Regions from separate parts of the Mus musculus genome. Here region 2 is linked to region 1. Evidence: chromatin contacts called from ENCODE Hi-C or POLR2A ChIA-PET data. All regions are on one chromosome and are shown on one strand. The core of a region is the stretch at or near the end of the contact, and the rest is flanking DNA. Distances in the headings are between cores, read along the strand shown. Region 1 overlaps Pbx1 (pre B cell leukemia homeobox 1). Region 2 overlaps Pbx1 (pre B cell leukemia homeobox 1).

Region 1 (6,794 bases), core at 1,451-3,950:
ACTTTGGCTTTTTTTTTTTCTCCAAATGCCCCAGAAAAGATGAGAAAAGAAAGCTAGTTCTGCAGTGATTACCACAGAGAGGGAGAGAGCCTCAGGGCAAGCTTGTAATTAGACCCGGGCCAAAAGAAATAAAATCCTGTGAAGAGCTTGGGAAACATGATTTTTGTGACAGTAACTGCTATGCCTTTGGAGTCACAGATATGCTGCTTTCCTTTTGGTGTGTCAGGCTTAAGTGAAGTCGTCATCGTGTTCCTCATGGTCTCCTGAATGCTTCTTCAGGTGGTGCTAGAATGTTCTAGAATGTGCTAGAATGTGGTATCCATAGCTGGCCTGCGGGTCTTACCCAGCCCTGTCATATAACTGCATTCTGTAATCAATTTACCTTCTGTCTTCCTGAATAAATGAATTCTCTCTCTCTCTCTCTCTCTCTCTCTCTCTCTCTCTCTCTCTGTGTGTGTGTGTGTGTGTGTGCAATATCATCACATTTTCAATTAGTCTTTTAAATGTAGAATACTTTTATAAATGGACGGCTTTTCTTATGGGATCACAGTGCTTAGGATGGGAAATCAATTTATTTGTGTACACACTGTCTAGAGAAGGAAGTGGACACAGGGCAGAACTAGGCCTTAAACTTGGGACTTCCTTGACAAAGTCGACAGGCCCCTGGGTTGATAAGGACTGTCTCCCAATCTGTCAAGTCTCTCTAATTTGTGAAACAAATGGGCAGCTTTCTTGTGTTAGCTTTTTATATCCGTGCCTTGGAGGTGTTGTACGTGACCATCTCTTGGTGGGAGGGTGAAATGTTCTCAACCAATGTCCCTGTGGCAGACCCTATATCCAGCTTTCAGTTTGGCTTCCTTTGCCCCTACAACAGAGCAGACTTACCATCTGCAGCTCAGATTGGCCACCCTGGGCCTATGCTGTGTTTGCATTGTGACCTCTATCCGGACTTCACATTTTTTCCCTTTATGAATTCCCTCATTATGGCCAGTCATACTCCTTCAAAAATTAGCAGGGCTTCCTTTCTCCTCCTAGTGGTCACATGGCTAGCTTTGCTGGAGAAGTCAGTGGGCAAAGGAAACTCTGATATTTGCTTTTAAATTTGGAACTGGTCTTGTTCGCCAAAGTCCTTCCTAGAAGTAGGATCAAGAGTTACGAGATTCGGGGAAAAGGCCTAGAAGGCCTAGTCTCGGGTGTGGGTCTGCACACCAAATGTGAGGAGATGTGGCTTTAGGGAGCGCAGTACGGCTTTCACAGAGATGCCAGTGCATGCTCGGGGGATGGAGATACGTGGGAGCAACCAGAGTCTTAGGTAAGAAGAAGAAAGGGCAGCTTTATCTTGACTCCTACGGAGAGACTGTTTCTATTGGAAGGGAAGGTAGCCGTGATTTAGGTTGCAGATGGCCAGTTTATTCTCTCTGCATTATGTGGAGAAGAGGCCATCCCAGTCACCACACTCTTCCATGCCAGGTAGCCAGCCTGTGGTACAAACTGGCTTTGTCTCTCGACAACTGGTTACTGGATACAGGACCACATACACACGGAGGGCCTTGCTCAGCACGAATGTAACTTCTGCCTCCCTTTCTATTACATGTCTACTACACGATGATGGACTTTTCTTCAACATACCTACTACATGTCTATGTCATGGTGCTGCCCTTTCTACTACATGACTACTACTACATGACTACTGCACAGTTCTTGAATTTTCCTCCCAAGCCCCCTCTCCTTCTGTCGCTACCTCAAATACACACACACACACACACACACACACACACACACACACACACACACACACACAGAGAGAGAGAGAGAGAGAGAGAGAGAGAGAGAGAGAGAGAGAGAGAGAGAATGTATTCCCCTCCATTGCTCATTTGTTGTTGCATTTTTTTCCTTTCTCTGTTTGTTGCCTCTGCCCTTTCTCTTTTCTCCTCCGCCCAGGATTCCCTTTAGTAACAATCCAGGAGCAATGGAGTTATAGTGGTTGAATGAAGGTGAGGGAAATGCTGCTGCTCAGGAAAAAAAAAATCAGTCAAGAGAACATCATGGTGTGGGAGGGAGAGAAGTCGCCGTAAGCATCACCAGGCCCAGGCATGTCAGCCCCCAAAGCTCCTCCTTGTACCTTGCCACGGTGGAGGAGGGTGATGAATTTGGTTTCCGCCAACATTAAGCTGATAAATGAAATTTGTATGTTAAAACAATGATAATTTAATTGTGTTTTCTTTTCTTCTTTCCCTTCCACACTTCTGTCTCTCTACTCCACCACTCCCCCCCCCCACCCCCGCCTTCTCAGCTTTAGGGAAAGGAGGGGGTGAAGACTGTGGGGGGGGGTGCTCTGCAAGCTGTCGGTTTGCATTGTGCGGACGGGAAAGGTCTCTACCTGGCTCATTTTGTCCCCTTTGCTTAGGCTGTCACTGCTGACAGTCCTCATGTTTATTTCATCTCGCGTGGTGGCTGTCTCGTTTCCCTACCCTCCGATGTCATTAACGCACAGAGAGCGGGCCCTGCAGTGTTGAGCCTAATGAATTCCGCTGTGGCTGCTCTGCTCCCCACCTTGTTACCAAAGCTCAAGGTGTCAAATTAAACCAGCCCAGAGAGAAAGAGACAGTGCGGGAGAGAACTGAGCAGGGGAAGAGGGAGGCGCTGAGAACACAAAAACAACCTTCCCAACAGTTGACTGTGGGGAGAGAAGCAGAGGGAGAAAGAAGTGGGGTAGACAGGGACCCCAGGAATGGGTGACTTCCTGCGGCCAAATCCAGTCTCTGTACACCCCAGGACTCTCAGCAGGACCTAATGACCTGGTCCTCATGGGTGGGGTGTTTGGCCTTGGCTGGGTCTGGTTGCCTTTTTTCTCTTTCCTGGTTGATTTATTTTCATGGTTTATGCAGATTGGACTCCTTGCAAAGCTGAATGAGGAGCTGAAGCAAGGGAGAGCAGTCATTACTTATGGAGGTGGAAGTGAGGGTGTGTGTGTGTGTGTGTGTGGCACACGCGCATGCCGGTGAGGAAGAGTGGAGACCATATATGAGCTCCCGTGTTCACTGTCTCCGATCAGCTCCAAGGAGCAGGCAGTCATGACAGGCAGCTGAACTGTCCTGCTGGTGTGTTCCAGAAGCCCCTTGGTCAGGGACACCTTTTTTATACAGAGCCTTATGCCACTGTCGGAGGAACCTTTGTGTATATCTAGGTTAGTGATTGAATGAAGCGTTTTATTTGAGATGCCCCACTAGTAGAGTTTTTCTATTTTACAGAGAGGGAAAAAGGAGGGGGAGATGAGGAGAAGGAAGAAGAGGAGTGGGAGGAGGGAGGGAGGGGAAGAAGGAGGAGGAGAAAGAGGAGGACAACAGAAGTAGAAGGTGGAGAATAGGGCTGCATTTCAGGTCTGTTGTTTCCATAATTTGATGACTTTTACTCAGACTGCTGAACTTTAGATTTTAAAAGGTGATGATGACGCTTATGATAATGATGATGATGAAGAACAAGCTATGGGTTTAAACAAATGCAAATAATATATGCACAACTGATTTATTTTCAAAGTGATACACCCTTATAATCAAAACTTTAGTTACTATCCAGAGCTCTTCTACAGTTGTTCTCCTTTGGCCTTTCATATTTCTGTTGACAGCCACTTCCCCAAATGCACTCAAAACTACCACTCCGTTTTATAGCTACATTCATTGTGCCCGTTTAAGCATCCTGAGAATGGAATCATATAAGTATTAATTACTTCTTTTGTGTCTATAACCAAATGCTTGGAAAGAAGTACCTTAAAGATGTCCCCAGTCAGTAACCCACTTCCTACAACTAGGCCTATCACCCAAAGGTTCATTCTATAAAGTCCCAAACATTGCCACCAGCTGGGGACATTATATTTACATTCAGACCATATTGTGAAGTGTATAATCTTTGCTTTCTAGGTTTCTTGAGAATTTTCCAAATTTATACTAATATAATAATATTTATAATAATATAATAAATTTATACTAATATAATAATATCAGTAACTTGGTTTTTTTTTAACTTTCAAGCACATGTTCTATTGTCTCAATATGACATAATGTGTTTATTCGGACATATTTGTAATATTTTTCAGAAAAAAACTTTAAAATGATACTTTGATATTTAAAATACAAAGTTTCAAACATGCTCTGAAGCACTGATGTGAACTTAGCTAGGCTCCTGTGGGTTCAGTGGCACCAGGAAGGAATGGCTAGGTCAGAAGCAGGTTAGACAAGGCTTTCTGGTCACACTGTGTAAACCTCAGTCCACAAATTGGTACTTGCAATGGTTTGGAACGTATGATGCCTTTGCTTAGAGTACATTCCCCAGTCCTCTGTCCTTTGCTGCTTATGCCAATGGAACAGCATTTCCCTCTTTTATTTTTATTTTATTTTATTTTATTTATTTTATTTTGAGAATTTTGTTGATTATTTGATTTCGAAAAATTCTCCTTTGTCTCCTCAGGATTAAAGTAGAGTTTATTTTATTTTTGAGAGATCTACATCATTTCCTTTCCAACTAGTAGAGTCAATTCGAGGATGTAGAAATTTCTGGCAAAGTCGCTATAAACACGTTGACATAGGGGAAGTGTCCAGCATGATATCCTCATTTGCAGATAGGAAAAACCTGTAGAACTCTCACGACACTGAGACTTTTTGACATTTAAGTAGGCAGAAAAAAAAATATCCAATTTCCTGACTTACAACCCAGGGTAGTAACCTGAAAGAAGTGTGTGTGTGTGTGTGTGTGTGTGTGTGTGTGTGTGTGTGTGTTCACTTGTGCTGACAGGAGAGACCTAGTCTTTGATATTCTGGAGAGGCTTGACATCATAACACAACATCCATCGTCCATCTTTGTTGATCTCAAACATTCTGTGTCTTGTGCTTATTTCCCTCCTGTTGCCCTCTCTCTGGATTCAGGTTACTGATCATCACTGTCTAGTCGGAATGGGATTGAGAAGCATTGGAAAGATAGAGGCAAGAGAAAGAGCAGAATGTAAATTCTGCCTATAGATCTTCCCCGAGGCATTCATGTTTTCTAAAGAGTCAAAAGGGGAAGAAGGGCAAGAGATTTGGAGGCAGCACCAACAGCTCTGTTTACTTCTTCGGTCCATGTGCATAAAATCTACCTGAAAAGAAGCTCAGTCATGTAGGTGTCATCCACCCCCCACTCCCTCCTACCCCCACCCCCACCCTCATGAAGCAAGGATTCAGTTATAGTATGTCAATGGAAGAATGAAAGAAGTTAACCAAATCTCATTCATTTCACTTTGTGACATCGTTGGATTGGATATAAGAAAAACATTGAAGCCTCCTCTGTTCTCAGTGCTCACAGGAGGGACATGGTGTATTATAGGAGTTGCCATTGAAGGCACTATGGGGTGATGGGGACTATAGTCCTTAGCATCGTCTGCATGGGTTACAGATGTGAACCTGTATCCAAAGGTATCGTTTGCTGGTTCAAGGTGTCTTCTCTGCCAATCCAATCCTTACCTGTCTGTTTTGGGGTACATGCTGTAAGAGATTGGCCTGTTTAGGTCAGGGAGCAGAGAAGTCCTGTGTTGAATGAAGAGACATTGATGAGAGGGTGTGGCTGCTCTCTACTCTTAATCCCCCATAGATGAGCTTCTCTGGTGTCATCCCATAGGATTAATCAAGAAGATATGAATGTTCCTGATAATGATCAGTAGGTTCTTCTGGATATTGACCTAGTGTTTGTGTGCTGTCTTGGTGCATTGGTCAACTGTCTTGATGATGGTCATCTGTTTCCCTTTTGCTTGTTGGCCCTGGGCTTTGGGTTTGTAAATCTATATGCAGTGTGCCATGTAACTGCCCGCTCTGTTAGTCCACATGGTCTTACATAAAATGCACATATTGGTTTTATAATAAATGTATATTATTATTATAATAAAATATAAGGGTTTGTTGAAGTAGTTTTTAAAATATTTATCAATTTACCTATTTATTTATTTATTTATTTATTTATTTATTTATTTATTATTTACTTATGATATACAAGTCCACGGTTGTCTTAAGAGTCAGCAGATAATTTGGAATAAGAAGCAATATAGTTATTTACCATAATACTTTCACTATTGAGGATCATACACTGGTAATTAACCACCAACTACAGGTGAAGAATGAAAATGCTCCTTTAAGAGAATCAAAACAAGACGTATTTATCTGATTAACTGGCCAGAAATGGGTCTGTTTAGTTTATTGCATTATTCTTGGGGTCTGTTGGTAGAGGAACTTAATGCTGAAACAGGTCCCAAAAATACTGGTCTCGTACCTATGTAACTATGTAACTGGCCAATTGCTGAGACTCGTGGAAACTGCAGAATGTCCCAGGGAAGTACAGCATCTCGATGGAATATCCGACTTCAGTAGTTACAAGAATCAAGGATCTTTTTAAGGTACACATAATTCAGACAGGAAATATGCTTAGTACATCTGTGAGGAATTCTTGTCCTCACCGTAGTTGCCTGTTAGAACTGGTTTCTTCTGGTGCATTTAACTAGTGATTTACTGAGTCAGAAAGCTCAAGTTGTAGTCATTCATTTCACTTGAGATAGCCTTGATCAGTCTCCTGCTAATAATGGGCACGTTTCTTTCTTTCCCATCATTGCAACCACGCAATAAAAGTGCTCCTTTGTAGATACTCAAGGGTAAGGAGATGGGAGCTGGATTGATGGTCAGGGAGCAAGAGAGTTTGCTGCAGGAACGTGAGCTTCTGAGTTTGGATCGCAAAACTCAAGGAAAGAGCCAGTGTGGCTGTGCAGGCACCTATAACCA
Region 2 (6,794 bases), core at 2,038-4,537, 84 kb before region 1:
TCTATAGTAAACTAGAAGGAAGGGCATTGTTCTGTCCCTCAAGTGCATTCCCAGTACAAACATGCACAACCACAGGTAAATCACTAATCTAAAAGGCAAAATTGTATTTATTTTTTCCCCAGTGGGTGCAAGGTCCTAATTGTAAATAATTGAATTTCAACACCTGCAAATAAGCCGTGTGCGCACAAGAGCCATAATGTGAACACAGAGAAATGAATTTATTCCCCATCTGGGTATGTTTGCCCCCTGGCAATGCATTTCCATACTCTTTAACTTGGGGACTGAAATTTTATAAATTGACAGTTCTACTCACAAGACCTTTCAAGCATCTTATGTTTATGAGAAGACAGGGCGTCTGCAGAATGAATTCGAACACATGGATGAATTAAATTTGAAAACACACGCGCACACACAGACACACAGAGGGAGAGGCACAGCTCCTAGGCTATGGCCCTTACAGAGATTATACAGAACTGTTAACCTAGGCATTTGGCCTTGATGCATTCATTGTCTTGGGTAGGATTCTTGGTTGAAGAATTCCACTTTGGTTTTAACCACTTACTAAGGGGTGGAGGGGAGAAAGAAAGAAAGATGAAAAGAAAAACCCTTTCCCTAATGGGCATAATTTAGGTTATTTCTGCTCTGTAGTTAAATCCCTACCCTCACTGCTAATTACCATTGCTTCTTTTGCTATGGTGGGACTTTGTATATTAAGTCATAAAAACAACTGAAGCATGCCATAGAGTTAGGCTTGGTGTATATTTTTTTTTTTTTTTTGGCTAAGTGTTGAGGTCCCCTCTGTACCTTATCAGTTTGATCTTGAGTGTCCACCTAAGCTGTTGTGTTTGTTTTTTGTTTTTGTTTTGTTTTTTCTTGCAGAAAACATGCTTTAAACTGCCACAGAATGAAGCCTGCCTTGTTTAATGTGTTGTGTGAAATCAAAGAAAAAACAGGTAGGAATGAAAACTCCAACCTTTGGGCCTTTTTCTTTGGCTAGTTAAACCCGCTGAGCCTGCAGCTCCTCTGCTGTTCTTGGGACCTTAGTGTTTTAGAATGCAAGCGCTACCAGGGAAGTCCATGGCTGCTTTCTCTAAAGGGAAACAGCTTTGACAGCCGCTTTCAAGCAGTATGTTGTCTTTAAATCTGGCCCCAACTCTTTTTGAAATTGGGGCTAAGGCAGAGGTTTGGACGGGAAATTTATAGAATGATATGCCTTTGGGGGAAAAATACAAATGTAAAAATCCATTTCCTGAAGAAATAGATTTTTGTCTACAATGACTGACCCCCATCTCTCACCCCTGCTGTTGGGCAGGGGAGTAAGAGCTAAGCTGTTGTTTCCTTTCTTTTTTGGCCACTTTGTTCTTTGTATTTACACAGAGTCACCAACTTGAGGTTCTCAAAAGAGTGTCTTGGAATACCTTTGTGGAATGTCCAATTCAATATTAGGTGAACGGGCTTTTGAATGGCCTCTGGTTTTTCTAGCAGGGACCGACCCTCTTTAGATTTAGGGCACTATGTTATCCAGAGATCATTCCCTCTCTTGTTTTGCTACTTTCTGAGCCTCATATCATAGACTAACACACTTATAACACATCCCAGGAGGGCATTTAAATTTTAAAGCAACAATTAAAAAATCGCAGTCATCAATCAGAGGTGTTCTTAAACAACAGATGTGCGGAGAAAGGCCACTTAGCAACTGTCCTCTTGTTTCTTTATCTTGGTCCTTAATTTTCCAAAGTGGGTTAAATCGCTCCCTTGTAAGAAGAAAGGGTGGGGAAGGCGATCTAACGCCAGGGCATAAAGAGGGACTGGGGGGGTGCATGCAGACAGGGAGCGGCTGCTGGTCTCTGACTTTCTCGCCCACTTTAAAGCCGGGCAAAGTACCTGCCATCCCGTATATTTATTTATTTTTTACAACAAGGTGTATAACAGTCAATAATTCATATCTAAACCATATAAGCAAGGGCATGACATAAATGAAAGTGACAATAGATATGATTGCATGCTCGGTTGATATACATTGATAGTTACACATGGGAAGGGGGGAGGCTGCGGAAGGTGGCTTTCCTTACGTCTCTCCTTTTAAAGGTCTCTCTAAATGTCTCTCTGGATTTCTCTGTTAAGAAAAAAAAGAATCTTTTCAAGGGGTCACTGTTGATTGAATATGCAATTACTCAGGTCTTTCAAATGTCTGTGAAATTAGTAAATAGTTCCTTTGTTGGATGGTGCTTGTAGGGGATGGAACACGCAGACAAAGCACCTGAGACAGGCTTCCCAGACCTCTGAATCATCCAGGTGCCTGTGCCAGGACCTAACCTTATTGCAGAGCTGATAATTGCGTCGTTTTAGCCATGAGAGGCGCCTTTTGAGAGATGTATTGATTGTGCATACCGATATCAAAGGAGCTCTTCCTCAGTGTGCCTCTTAGGTTTTTCTTGTTATTTTGTCTTGTTATTTTCTTTCTTTCCTTCTTTCTATTAGCTCAGAGAAGGAAGCCGGGGGCTCGTGTGCCTATGTGTCTCCTTCTCTCCTAATTTTCCTTCTCGTTTGAAGTCTTCTGTGGTTATTCACTTTGAATGGCGGGTTTTGTTTCTCATCAAGTTGGAGTTTTGTTTTGTTTTCTAATCTCGGTTCATGAAATGTAGAGTCACAATAAGAAGGAATCGGAACTAAAGGGACAGAAGGAGAGTTTCTCTTTAAAGATACTGTATTCTGTATTTTTATTGGGAAGGGTACCACTGAGGTCACCGACTTGTACATCATGGCCCAAGTGTTCAATTCTCATCTCCTAATTAAAACCTGCTGAGGTAGTGTAGATCAAAGTGGGTGGCTGTGAAAAGAGGTCCGATTCAGGTGCGCAGTGAAGACTTCGCCCATGATTAATATTGGCTACGGTGCCGGGGGTGGGGTGGAAGTGGGGAGAAATTGTCGAATTGGCCAAAATGATGTTCTTATGGTTGGAAGATATTAATCTGTTTGTTGGTTGTTGTTGTTGTTTTTTTAAATTATTGTCAATATGAATATGGTTGGAGTCTTAAAAATAATATTATTTGAAGTTTTATGTGTTATTGATACAGGATGCCTTAAAGGATAGCTTATGAAGTAATGTAATTAGTGATGGTTCCTGTGTGAAGAGGGGTACAAAACAAGATTCTATGGAGAGGATTCCTGACTCGGGGGAGCAGGAACTCGCTTTTATTCTTCCAGTTGAGTGTTGGGAGGCTGGAGAGAGGGAACAGACGGAGGTGTCAGTGGTAGAGCAGACAGTACTGTGTTTAAAATCAGCTTTTATTACTAAGAACCGTGTGATTTCTGTGTTCAGGATCTGGGCTGCCTGTGTATCTTCATGCCTTTGATGCCCTGGGGTAATGAATGCAAAGTGTCTGGAAAGTTGCACAAGTCTTTCATTTCAGTGCCCGTTTCTGTCTGTCTGTCTGTCTGTCTGTCTGTCTGTTTCCCTCTCTTTTTCCAAAACTAGTAAAAAAAAAAAGGTGGTCTAAAAGACCAGGTCACATGCTTCTGTGCTGTCCTGGAACTTTTCTTATTGGGACTATCAAGGCCCACAGCACTGAACAAGTGGCCTTGCTGAGGCCATTCAGGGTAGAGCAGATCTGTGTACTCTGGCCAGGAGCTGGGGTGTGTGTGTGTGTGTGTGTGTGTGTGTGTGTGTGTGTGTGTGTGTGTGTGTGGTGTGTTGTGTTGGCTTGCTGCTGCTTTTGTTTCTTGGGTTTTATTGATTTAGTTGGAAGATTGAGGTAAATAGGAAAACTTACAGAGATGCCTGATCAACCTTTTTGGTATTTAAAAAACAAAAACAAAAAACACGTGCATGATACCTAAGGCAGGCTGCACGGACTGAATTATAGTTGATTGATGGGTATTTAAGTCAGAAATTACTTTGGGATTTTTGAAAAGTAGATGAACTTGAGTGTTTTGCTTTTGAGTGTGGGGAAGTGTTTATTTTGATACTTTATGCTTTTAAAATATAAACGCTAAGGTAAAAAATAAAATGCCAACAAAATATTCAGGTTACAGCTTGCGCTCAGCCTCATGCAGACCCTGTTGAGAGCCACGGCAACAAACTTTACAGATGTGCCTTCCAGCTGTATCGTCAGTCTGGGACCATAGCTGCTTTAAATACAGAATTTGGGTCATTTACAATCAAATTTCCTTTTAAAGAACTGTCACTTGTCCTTTTACATGTTAGCGATAGGCTGCATTTTGCCTGTGTCTACGTGGGCTGGAAAATGGGTTTCTTGGGACTGAAGAATAGGAGAAAAAAGTCAAACATGTTGATTTTCTGAAGGAGGAAAAAAGATCTGCAATATTTAATAAATACTTAAAATTTTTCTTTTTAAAAAATGTTTACACTTCTCTGTCCAAAAAAAAAAAAATCATAAGTTTAAAAGTCAGGAAAGGTGAAAAGAGAGCCTTATTTACTAAAGAGAGGAGTCCGAGACACCTGGGAGCAAGCTGCAATTGTGAGTGAATTTGAATTTTAGCACCTAATAGCTTTCTCTGGCACTCCTCAGCTAAGTTTATACCAAGTGTAATCTGCTCTTGAGTTCAATCAAATAATTGGAGGAGGGTTTAAAAACCGATCCCCCCCCTTTTTAATCCTCTTTTGTCTCTCTGTCTGTCTGTATCCAATTAACACCCCCATCGTGGTGCTGCCGATTGGCTTTTTACCCTTCCCCTTATTTCTCTTTTCACTCCCACCCTTCTCCATCCTGCATGCCACTACCACAGCAGTTATAGGATGGGACACTTCCTTCTCTCCCTGCCCCAGGAAGAGCTAGAGAGGTGTGTGTGTGTGTGTGTGTGTGTGTGTGTGTGTGTGTGTGTGTGAGAGAGAGAGAGAGAGAGAGAGAGAGAGAGAGAGAGGACTGACTGTGGAAGGAAGCTGTGTGTGACTTCAAAAGACACAAGTGACCTTGCTCCTTGAGCAGAACTGGACTGAAATAGCTGTAGACAGTCTGGAAAGGCCTCCGACCGGGTCCCTTTCCGAGCTGGGTGGGAGTATTGGAGATGCTAGCCTTCAAGGCCTGGCAACTGCAAAACCTTTTATTAATTTTTGTTTTTTTTGAAAAGACATCTAAGGAGTGGAGAATTTGGTCCTTTCAGGCTGCATGCCAGGGAGAATGGGCTAAGGAGAGGAAGGAGCAGCAACCATCCCTCCCTCACGAGATACTGGCTTTCCAAGTGAGGCACACGTGCTGTAGACCATCAGTGTGACTCTGAGAGAGTGTCGGGCTGTATGTGTGTGTGTGACTCTGAGAGGGTGTCGGGTGGACTGGAGGGAAGTCATGTCTTGTCTCCAGGCATTTCAGTGCCTTTCCATTCCTTGAAAGTGGGTTTCCAGACAGATGAGCTCCCAAGAAGTGTGAAGAGGGGTAGCGTATGATTTGCTCGTAGCGTCTCAAAAGAGATCGAGGGCAATAGTGTGTTATTTGTTTCCTCACCTGGATAGAACTTGAGAGACAGTTTGCGTGGAGACTCTGCAAGAGGCCGTGTGCAAGGGAGAACATTAGACCTAGAAGTGCCTGAGGTGCAGACTAGGGGCTGTGAGTAGTTCCGGAGGGGCTGAGATCAACTGGAGATTCCGGGACTCAGCTCCCAGCCCGGGCTCGGCCTTTTAAAGGCTTTGCCTCTGTGTTCTGTTGATATCCAAAAATGTTCTCTCATTCTTGGCAAAATTACAAAAATACCCCTGAACCAGTAAACAAACCCAAACCTAGATATTGGCCATACGTAAACACAAAATCATGGGAATTTTTAAAGTAGAGCTCTGGCACCTTTAAAAACATTTTATTTTAGTTATACTTATGTATTTATTTGTGAGGGTGCAGGGTGGGGGAGGTGAGGGAGGAGTGCCATGACAGATGTGTGGAGGTTAGAAAACAACTTTCAGGAACTGGTTCTCGCCTTTCAACGATGCAGGCCCTGGGGATCGAACTCAGGTGTCAGGCTCAGCTGCGAGCACCTTTACTGTCAGAGGTATCTCACAGGCCCCTGGCTTCTATTGTGACCTACCTTGGATGTGTGTCCCTTAGGAAAGCCAAACCTCAAGTTTTGTTCTGAATATCTTTTAGATGGAAGTGGTAATGTCTTTTTCCCCCTTGAGACAGGGTCTCACTCTGTAGCCCTGGAACATGTTATGTGTTATGTATACCAGGCTGGCCTTGAACTCCCAGAGATGGACCTGCCTCTGCCTCTGCATCCCACTGCTGGGATTAAGGGTACAGACAACCACTCCCCCCTTTTTTTCTTTCATCCAGGGCATCCACTCCTTCCTCTTACCTTCTTCACCTGGGTCAAGGGAAGCCGCGGGTTCCCACATCATGCTGTTCCTTCACTGAGGTTGTGCGGAGGGATCTGGGAACACAAAAGTTGGTAAAGATAAACATGGGGTCCCTGAGCTCCCTGTCAGCAGCTCTCTCAGGGCGCCTTTTCATCGACCCCTGTACACGCAGGAACACATACCTGAGGCCCTCTAAAGATGGTGGAGGAGGCTTAGTGTTCCAGGGAATGGGGGTGGGCATGGGAGTGTCTGGGTTTTGCTCGCTTGGCATCTCAAAGACAGCAATTCTTAGCAGTTTGGAAAATGGCTCCCTGGGCATAAAAAGTTCAGGTGTAGATTGTCATGGGACTGGAAAGCCTGCCCCGGCGATGACAGAGGAAGGTCACTAGTGCCTAAAGGCTCTGTGGGGTCAGAGTCCATCCTTTTCGGCCTATGATTTATAGTTTTACCTACATCTGCCCCTGAAAGATTTGTCAATAAGTGGGTATTGGGG

What was found. Hi-C counts contacts between places; a loop is a spot of excess contacts on that map. ChIA-PET counts read pairs that join two places held with the same protein, here RNA polymerase II (POLR2A).
Region 2: a loop to region 1 is called in a map of left cerebral cortex, with 2.8 times the contacts of the local background. The contact joins two enhancer-like sites. A Hi-C loop is called at or near these places in 1 of 37 maps with a recorded cell type or tissue (left cerebral cortex). POLR2A ChIA-PET finds 5 or more read pairs at or near these places in 4 of 5 experiments (Patski and embryonic stem cell).

Annotation. Positions count from the first base shown.
Region 1 is chr1:168,337,765-168,344,558 of GRCm38, reverse strand. The region is part of intron 2 of Pbx1 (pre B cell leukemia homeobox 1); the gene reads left to right. Among named protein-coding and RNA genes, the nearest start is that of Gm51671, 5.0 kb to the left of the region's middle. Within about 2 kb of position 2,700, at least 1 of the 3 ENCODE cell types and tissues checked has a DNase peak (open chromatin) inside an H3K27ac peak, as active enhancers do; it is left cerebral cortex, where a contact is called at or near this core.
Region 2 is chr1:168,422,028-168,428,821 of GRCm38, reverse strand. Pbx1 (pre B cell leukemia homeobox 1) reads left to right here. Exons shown (of 9, transcript NM_183355.3): 2 at 880-953. Among named protein-coding and RNA genes, the nearest start is that of Pbx1, 6.7 kb to the left of the region's middle. Within about 2 kb of position 3,287, at least 1 of the 3 ENCODE cell types and tissues checked has a DNase peak (open chromatin) inside an H3K27ac peak, as active enhancers do; it is left cerebral cortex, where a contact is called at or near this core.